Regions from separate parts of the Homo sapiens genome. Here all the other regions are linked to region 3. The links are chromatin contacts, found by Hi-C or POLR2A ChIA-PET in ENCODE. All regions are on one chromosome and are shown on one strand. The core of a region is the stretch at or near the end of the contact, and the rest is flanking DNA. Distances in the headings are between cores, read along the strand shown.

Region 1 (2,700 bases), core at 161-2,660, 860 kb after region 3:
GACCATCCTGGCTAACACCGTGAAACTCCGTCTCTACTAAAAATACAACAAATTAGCCGGGCGTGGTGGCAGGCGCCTGTAGTCCCAGCTACTCGGGAGGCTGAGGCAGGAGAATGGCGTGAACCCGGGAGGCGGAGGTTGCAGTGAGCCGAGATCGCGCTACTGCACTCCAGCCTGGGTGATAGAGCGAGACTCCGTCTCAAAAAAAAAAAAAAGAACATTATGAGATTTTTTTTTGCAATTTTTTTAAAGTTCATTAGCTGTCATCAGTTAGTTATTTAGTCGTCAGTTAGTGTATTTTATGTGTGGCCCAAGACAATTCTTCTTCCAATGTGGTCCAGGGAAGCCAAAAGATTGGATACCCCTGGTTTAAAGGGAGAAGATTCAATAACAACACCTGCAGAATGTAAAGAGGGTCATAAGCAATACAGTCAAAAGGGGCAGAGCACTCATGTCTTCTCTGGAGGACCTGAGAAAGGCTTTAACAACATCTTTCTTCCGCTTAACATCCCTCAGCTACCTCCACCCACTGCTCCTGGACAGTCTTCCTCTAAGTCGGCCTGGCTAACTCCGACGCATCCTTCTTGTCACCATTTGTAACACTTTCTGCAAGAAACCTCCCTTGACAGCCAGTCTGCGTTAGGTACCTTGTAAGTGTGCTCTCCAAATCCCTGACCTTGCTGTGTAGCCCAGGCGTTTTGTATTATTCGCCCGTTTTGTAATTGGCTGTTCAGTCGTCAAACTCTCTCAGTGGGCTGCGAGTTTTGTGAGCTAAGGGACCCATGTCAGTCAAATCCCCACTGCAGAATCAGCATTAGGCGGGGCACACAATAGGTATTGGATCAATATTTTTTGCCTGACTGTAGGGTGGAAAAGGCTGGTCCTGATGCCGGCTGGAGCGACATGATCAAACAGGGACTGAAGGTCAGGTGGCCCAGTTAGGCGAAAGATAAGGGCCAGGTTAGCAAGCTGCGGAGAGACCGCAGCACCCCACGGGCCCTCCAGTCACCTTGGCATGGGCGGGGCCTGACAGCTGCGGGCCCTGGGCGGGGCACGGGCGGGGGCGGGGCTGGGGGCCGGAGGCAACAAGTCGTCACCGGTGACTCTGGGCTCGCGGTCGGTCCCCAGCTTCCCTACCCCATCCGCAACCCTACTCAGGCTCAGCATCTTTTCACAGGCCTCTATCCATCACCTCAGACCCAGGATCTCAGCCCTTGTGCGTCTTCAGGATCCTCATCCCTGATCTCTCCCGAAGGCCGCCCTATCCCTCCTTCAGGCGGGGACCTAGTACCTTCCGTCCAGCGCTCCCCGCTGCCCAGAGTCGCCGCCATATCGGTTCCCAATCAGCAGGTCCGCCGAGCCTCCCCCGTGCCCGAGGCTGAAAGAGAAGGGGGCGCGGAGCGCGGGGCACGCTGGTCATTGTAGTCCAGTCCATATGAGCTCCCGGGGCACTGGACTACAACTCCCGGCAGGCTCTGCGCCAGAGGCCGTGGGAGACGCAGAGAAGTGCTCGACCTTCGTCAGGAGATCTGTGGAAGAGTGCTGCTGCCAGCTGCCAGCTGCCTGCAGCACGGCTCTTGGCTTTTCCTCATTTGTAGAGTTGGGATAGTGGCTTCGGCCCTGCCTAACCCTAGGGACATCCAAGGAGGGGCGACTGAAGTCCTGCCTGGAAAGGGCTTCGCAAACTATAGGCTAGAGGGTGACAGTATGACTATTATGCTCCTCAGGGATGTCTTTTTGAAGCATACGCTAATGCCTGTTCTGTGCAGTCAGTGGTAGGCCCTGGAGATTCAGAGATGGGTTTTGGGGATGCGGAACCCAGCCTTTGGAAGCTTGAGTCAGGAAAATAGAAAAGTGATGTAGATTTATGGGGTTGGAGGGCAATCTCAGTATGTCCCTACTGCCCCAGCTCCTCAGGCACTGGACATCAGAGGGTATCGGGGTGGAGAAAGAAGACATGGAAAGGTATTGGGGCCGGCATGAAGAGCCTCCATCTTTGCTGTTCCTGTCCTTCCTCCAACCCATCCTACTCCAACACCCCTCTGACACTTTTCTCCTCTCTTCCAGTCTAGTTATCTCTTTAGCCCATTCGTTTCTTTTCTGAAGGACCAGACATTGAGATTAGTAAAAAGGAAATGAGGAAATAAATATTCTTGCTGTTCCTCATCCAGGTATGGATGGAACCTAGCAAAGAATAAAAGCAACACTTTCTTCATAGGTGGATGGCTACAGTTCATCCCCAAACAAAAAATTACCCAGAATTAACTGAGGTCTTACCCAAGAAGACCAAATCAATCATGATATCAACTAGCACCTACTTAGGCAGTTGGGGAGAGATGTATATTCCTGGACATAAACTTGGAAGGGTAAAAGCACCAAAGGGCATGCAGTTCCAGCCCTTGCCTACAGTCATGGCCCTGGCATCACTGACATTATGCCCACTTAAGAACTCAGAGAACGGCCGGGCGCGGTGGCTTATGCCTGTAATCCCAACACTTTGGGAGGCCGCGGCAGGCGGATCGCGAGGTCAGGAGATCGAGACCATTCTGACCAACATGGTGAAACCCCGTCTCTACCAAAAATACAAAAATTAGCTGGGCATGGTGGCGTGTGCCTGTAGTCCCAGCTGCTCGGGAGGGAGGCTGAGGCAGGAGAATCGCTTGAACCCAGGGGGCGGAGGTTGTAGTGAGCCAAGATCGC
Region 2 (2,700 bases), core at 11-2,510, 540 kb before region 3:
ATCTCTACCAAAAATACAAAAATTAGTCAGGCGTGGTGGCGGGCGCCTGTAGTCCCAGCTACTCAGGAGGCTGAGGCAGGAGAATCGCTTGAATCCGGGAGGAGGAGGTTGCAGTGAACCGAGATCGCTCCACTGCACTCCAGCCTGTACGACAGAGCGAAACTGTCTCAAGGAAAAAAAAAAAAAAGTAAGAAGGCGCTCCCAATGGATATACAAATAATTATCAGTCCATTCAATTCCATCAACAAGCACTTAGTAAATGCACAGTACCTGTGAGAAAACCAGGCCAACAAGCATTTCAAGGTTACCAAAAAAGGAAGGTTGAAAATAGCCTCACACTAACCCAGCTCTAAAAAGACAAATAATTCAAAACCACCCTTTAATGTCTGTCTCTCTAAACAGGTGCACCCCAGTTAATGTTAATAGTCTGCATTACTACTGGTAATGATTCTGGCTACCATTTTAGATTATCAGATCCTTCAAAGTAAATGCCCAACTTTTTTCACTGATTAGAAGGCGAAACGGGGAACCAAATGAAATAATCCACCGTCTTTCTAAAAGTCAGTTTGATTTTAACTGATTACAAACAAAAAGGGCTTAACAGTTTCCCACTGCGCAAATGTGCCAACCGATTCCTACAACCTCATCTAGGAAACCAGGCGTGCCACGCGAACCCTAATGCTATACAAAGTGTCCCCCTCCAGCCTGGCCTATGCAGAGCGCATTCTAGACAAGGCCCCAGTGCACCAACAGCCCAATTTTGGCTATATTCTCTGAGCGATTTAAGGAAGTCCGCAACCACTCATCTCACGTGACCTTAAAAAGGGGCGCAGTTGAGCCCAGAATAAAACACACTCCTTTTTCTTCTACATCAACTTCACTGCCCAGCATGAAGGAAGTGGGCGGGGAAGAGGCGCAGCGCCAGCGGGCAGGAGAGGTCAGCAAAGAAACGTGGGGTGTCGCGCCATCTACTCTGGAGGGGCTGGAGGTGAGGGGCACGCCCGCTCAACTGCACTGCAGCCGCTGCAAATCCAAGGCTGCCACACCCCCCGGCAGCCAGGGACACGGCTTCATCTTCCTCTTTCTCCAGCGGAAAGGGGGCCCTCTCCACGGAACGCCCCACCTGCTAGAGTCCTCCACATCCCGAAACGCAACGCCCGAGAGCAGGCGCGGGTGGCAGGCGGCGCTGGGGGGCAACAGGAGGGGAAGGGCCGCGGCGACCTGCAACCCGCGCATGCGCAGATCCGGGTACCCGCCCGTTTACCTACCGTTGGAACCGCGATGCCCCGTTCCCTGGCCGCGGCCGCTTCTCCAGGACCCGCGGCGACGGCAAGAGGGCGAGAACTGAGGCCCCAAGTGGCTCCGCGGCCGAGAAGCCTCTTCCTGGGGCGGCCGCTGACGGGAGGTTAAAGCTACGGCTGTGGCGCGGGGCCAGCCCGGTAAGCGACCCCCCGGATACCCCCGGCGGTGGTGGCGACGCAGACGCGGAACAGGGGGAGAGAGTGGCGACAGAGGCGGCGGCTGAGGTGCAGAGCCTCCCTAACGGCGAGCGGGAGGAGAGCGGCTGGCGGGCGGAGGCCGGGCCGGACGTGACGTGCGTGGGAGGGGGCGGGGCAGGCCGCTGGTGGGGGCGGGGCGGCGAGGGTCCCCACCCCCACAGCATTCCGGGCAGCGGCCCTGTGTCCTGCAAGCTTGAGGACCGCGGTTCCTCTCCCACCAATTGGGGTCCTGAATTAGGGTGCGAGCAGCCAGGCGCCATCCCGGGGCGGGTTGTGGGGTCCTCGGTATGGGGAGGTTGGGAAACAGAGAGGACACTGGGGAGAGGAAAGATAAAGGGAAAATCCGGAACACAGAGATCGCTTCTGGTCTCTGCGGAGGAAGCCAGGCCCCCAGGGCGCCCATATCCAGGTGAGGAGCACAGAGACCTGAACCGAAAACCGCTGGGGGAGACCTAAGCGGTGACTTCGGTTCCCATTCCCAGAGATGTGAGTTAGATCCGGGACCACGGGGCTGCACCTGCGTCCTGCCCGCCCCCACCCTACCCCTTCACCTCAGGACCTGACCTAGACTCCAGAGAGAACAGTAAGGCTTCGGTGCCTTAGTCTGGGACTGTGGAAGTCGATAGGCTGCGGGCTTACAGGGAGCTTCGTATACTAAAATCAGCCAGCTGCGGAGGCAGAGCTGAAAGGAGGCAGAAAGAATGAGCTCTCTGAACTTGCATGGCTACCCAGACCATCCCTACAACTCCCTTGAACTCACAAGGGTATGAATATTCAGCCAATCTCTTCTTTGTTATAGTCTGTTAAGGGCTTTGAGATCTTCCATTTGGACTCCTTGACAGCCGGTAGATCAACACCTGCACAAAAAATAGCAGCCACCACAATTCAGTTGTCCCTTACCTACCTGAGCTGGAAGTTAGTAACTTGGAAAATGTAAAACAAGAACCCTCATAGAACTTGGGACAAGATTTGAAAAAAATAAAGTTACCCTATGAAATGATCTGTAAATGGGCTACAGAGGCCACAGTGTCTCCCACATTTCATCAGAGAGAGTAAACCATGTGTAACCTAAGTGTCACATACCCAGTTAATGCTGTCATAACCGAAGGGTGGGGTCCACAAAGAGTCTAAAACCAGAAGAATCTGAATAAGAATGTTCTATGAGGCTCCCAGGAACTCTGTCCAGGAACGAGGCAACTGA
Region 3 (2,700 bases), core at 189-2,688:
TAAATACAGATAAATAATTACAGAGAAGAATAATCACAAATGTAGAAAACACTGCTTTGAAGTTTAATATGTATTCCCTCTCAAAGGAAATGATATTATACTTACGCATAATCCCGCCTTGAAACAAGTCTAAAAGCCTCATGACTAAGGCCATTCCAGCTATCCTAAAAAAGAAAAAACTGACTCAGTCACCAACCAGTGTGTATCCTGGGAGGAAAAAGAGAAAACTTGGGCTCACTTAGTATATAAAATACATTAAGCTACTAAAACAGTAAATATTAAAGTTTCCCAAATAAGTAAGACGAAAAAAGGTAAATAAAAGATGGCCTTAGAATCACATTACAGTAGGATTTCTCAACCGTGGCGCTATTAATTTTGGGCGAAATTTTTGTGGTGGGGGCTGTTCTGTGCATTGTAGGATATACAGCAGCATCCCTGGCCTCGACACCCTAGAAACCAATAAGCACCCCAGTAAGTAAGTGACAACCTAAAATATCCACAGACATTGCCAGATGTCCCCTGGGGGAAAACACTTCCCCTTACCTTGCCGTGCAATTAGTTTAAAAGAACTAGAGTTACTAAGGGTCTTTGAAAGAAAAAAGAAAAGTAGTGGCGTTTCACTAGGATAAAAGACCTTTATTACAACTTAACCTCAGGCTCCTTCCAAGCCTTCCTTAATGCCCACATACAATTCCTGTTCTCTAAAGCATTTGTCTTTTATTTTAGAAAACAAGTAACCACTCCATAGCCTTTTCTCCGCCCCACGATCTGCTTTTTTTTCTGAAGTAACAAACGAGTACAATCTTACACCACAGATTTTGAGAAAATGTTGCTAAGCACGAAAACTGGAGTTCCGACTCAGAGCTTTCTTATTTTATTTCACCGTATCAACGGGATCCTTACACACTCTGTATTCTGTAGAGGAGCCAAAAATAAAACTGAAAATAGTGGCTTTCCCAATAGACTGCATCCCTCACCCCCAAGGCCAAACCTTTCCATTCAGCCACAGAACAGGCCATGAGGACCACTACCTGGTAATTTTGAAATGACACTCTAGATCGCGAGGGGTGTGACTCAGCAGGGCCCAAGCCGGAGGCAAAACCTTGGGCAAAATCTTGACCCGGCAGCGCTAACTATGGAAGGCCCGTTACCTTCCTTCCCGCCTGACCTATACTGGAGAATTCAAACCCTAAAGGGCGCGCGGCCTGCCGCAGCGAAGCCCGAGGCCCAAGGCCCGAGGCCGTGACCCCATTCGGGAAGGTCCCAGTTCCTCACCTGGTGGCGGGCGGCCGTAGGGCCCCGGGAGGCTGCGGCGCCCACGAGACGGGCTGCTGCAGCTCGGCTGGCACTTATCATGGCGGATAAATGGAGGAGTACGAGGCAGCAAACAAGCGCTCCGACGGCAAAGAGCTGCGCGATGCGGTGGCGGCAGCGCTTCTGGAAACCTCCAACCACGTGGGGTGAGGGGCGGGGGTTGGTCACTGCGGCCCAGAGGCCCGCTCTTCCGCTGAGGCGCCGCCCGCGCCGCCTGACCAGAGGATACTCGACTGCCGCTCCCGGAGCCAGGGCGTACAGGTAATATGCTCCGCAGCATGATGGTTGGAGAAAGCCTGCCCTCCTGTCCCGGCTGCGGCGGCTCTGAGCTCAGAAAGAGTCCAGGGGAGGAAGAGGGATATGAAGGCCGTATCTCGGACAGCCCCGGTCCTCGGCGACAGGAAAGACTCAAGGTCACACGGGATAAATTGCGAACCGATTACAGTCTTCTTGCGTCAGTTGCGCGGGAGGAGGAGCCTGTTGGCGCAACAGACATCCAGCTAAGAACCTAGAGCGCATGTGCGCAAGGAGTGGCGGAAAACATGGGTGGAGACTAACTGCGGCGCTCACTGGGTGCCCGAGTGCACGCCAGCGTTCCCTGGGGCGAGCCCGGGCGCGTGCACACCCCCCGGGCGTGGACGTGTTCCCAGCTCCCGCTCCTGGAGGACGGCGCCATCTTGTCTTGTGGCTTTGTGAAGTGAGGACGTCAGTACTTTTGTTGTTTGGTCCCGCCCGTTGTTCACAACTTGAAAGACACTTGGATATGCAGACAGACGTTAAACAATTTCGTGTTGCGTTTTATCACAGGGGTCTTGGGTTTCCAACTACGAAGCGTTTGATTCACACAGAACATTAGGCCAATTAGCCTGCACAAAGGGAAAAAAAAATAGCTGAGCTTGGCCGGGCGCTCACGCCTGTAATCCCAGCACTTTTGGGAGGCCGAAGCGAGCGGATCGCGAGGTTAGGAGATCGAGACCATCCTGGCTAACACGGTGAAACCCCGTCTCTACTGAAAATACGAAAAAGTAGCCGGGCGTGGTGGCAGGCGCTTGTAGTCCCAGCTACTCGGGAGGCTGAGGCAGGAGAACGGCGTGAACCCGGGAGGCGGAGCTTGCAGTGGGCCGAGATCGCGCCACTGCACTCCAGCCTGGGCGACAGAGCGAGACTCCGTCTCAAGAAAAAAAAGAAAAATAGCTGAGCTTCAGGCTCTTCCTCTCCCCACTGTGCTGGGCCTGACTTGAGACTCCTCTGGCCCTTTTTAAACCTTGTGCTGGTGGCAGGATGTCAACTACTTCACTACCCTGTGACCAGTTTTTAGGTTTTTGTTTTTTTTTTTGAGGCAGTCTTTGTCGCCAGGCTTGAGTGCAGTGGCGCCATCTCGGCTCA

The links. Hi-C counts contacts between places; a loop is a spot of excess contacts on that map. ChIA-PET counts read pairs that join two places held with the same protein, here RNA polymerase II (POLR2A). Pooled maps may share reads with other maps.
Region 1: a pooled map shows a loop between it and region 3 (12-fold over the local background). The contact joins the promoter of DNAJC18 here to the promoter of HSPA9 in region 3. A Hi-C loop is called at or near these places in 7 of 50 pooled maps. POLR2A ChIA-PET finds 5 or more read pairs at or near these places in 3 of 52 experiments (Panc1, activated CD4-positive, alpha-beta T cell and activated T-cell).
Region 2: a loop to region 3 is called in a map of B cell, with 5 times the contacts of the local background. The contact joins the promoter of FAM13B-AS1 here to the promoter of HSPA9 in region 3. A Hi-C loop is called at or near these places in 5 of 168 maps with a recorded cell type or tissue (B cell, CD4-positive, alpha-beta T cell, CD4-positive, alpha-beta memory T cell and 2 more), 1 of 37 single-sample maps with no recorded cell type and 10 of 50 pooled maps.

Annotation. Positions count from the first base shown.
Region 1 is chr5:139,438,115-139,440,814 of GRCh38, forward strand. It overlaps DNAJC18 (DnaJ heat shock protein family (Hsp40) member C18), which reads right to left and starts at 1,411. Exons shown (of 8, transcript NM_152686.4): 1 at 1,292-1,411. The coding sequence starts at 1,331. RefSeq lists a silencer at 969-1,078 and an enhancer at 1,282-1,781.
Region 2 is chr5:138,031,514-138,034,213 of GRCh38, forward strand. It overlaps FAM13B-AS1 (FAM13B antisense RNA 1), which reads left to right and starts at 1,261. Exons shown (of 2, transcript NR_037900.2): 1 at 1,261-1,439. FAM13B (family with sequence similarity 13 member B) reads right to left here and starts at 1,566. Exons shown (of 24, transcript NM_001385994.1): 1 at 1,269-1,566. It overlaps LOC124901077 (a long non-coding RNA gene), which reads left to right and starts at 1,626. Exons shown (of 2, transcript XR_007058952.1): 1 at 1,626-1,738; 2 at 1,982-2,700. RefSeq lists enhancers at 595-654, 755-1,638 and silencers at 1,145-1,214, 1,225-1,274.
Region 3 is chr5:138,573,963-138,576,662 of GRCh38, forward strand. It overlaps HSPA9 (heat shock protein family A (Hsp70) member 9), which reads right to left and starts at 1,439. Exons shown (of 17, transcript NM_004134.7): 1 at 1,276-1,439; 2 at 106-164. The coding sequence starts at 1,356. The region is part of intron 1 of LOC105379193 (a long non-coding RNA gene); the gene reads left to right. RefSeq lists enhancers at 1,020-1,667, 1,184-1,233, 1,474-1,753, 1,668-2,316, 1,894-2,033.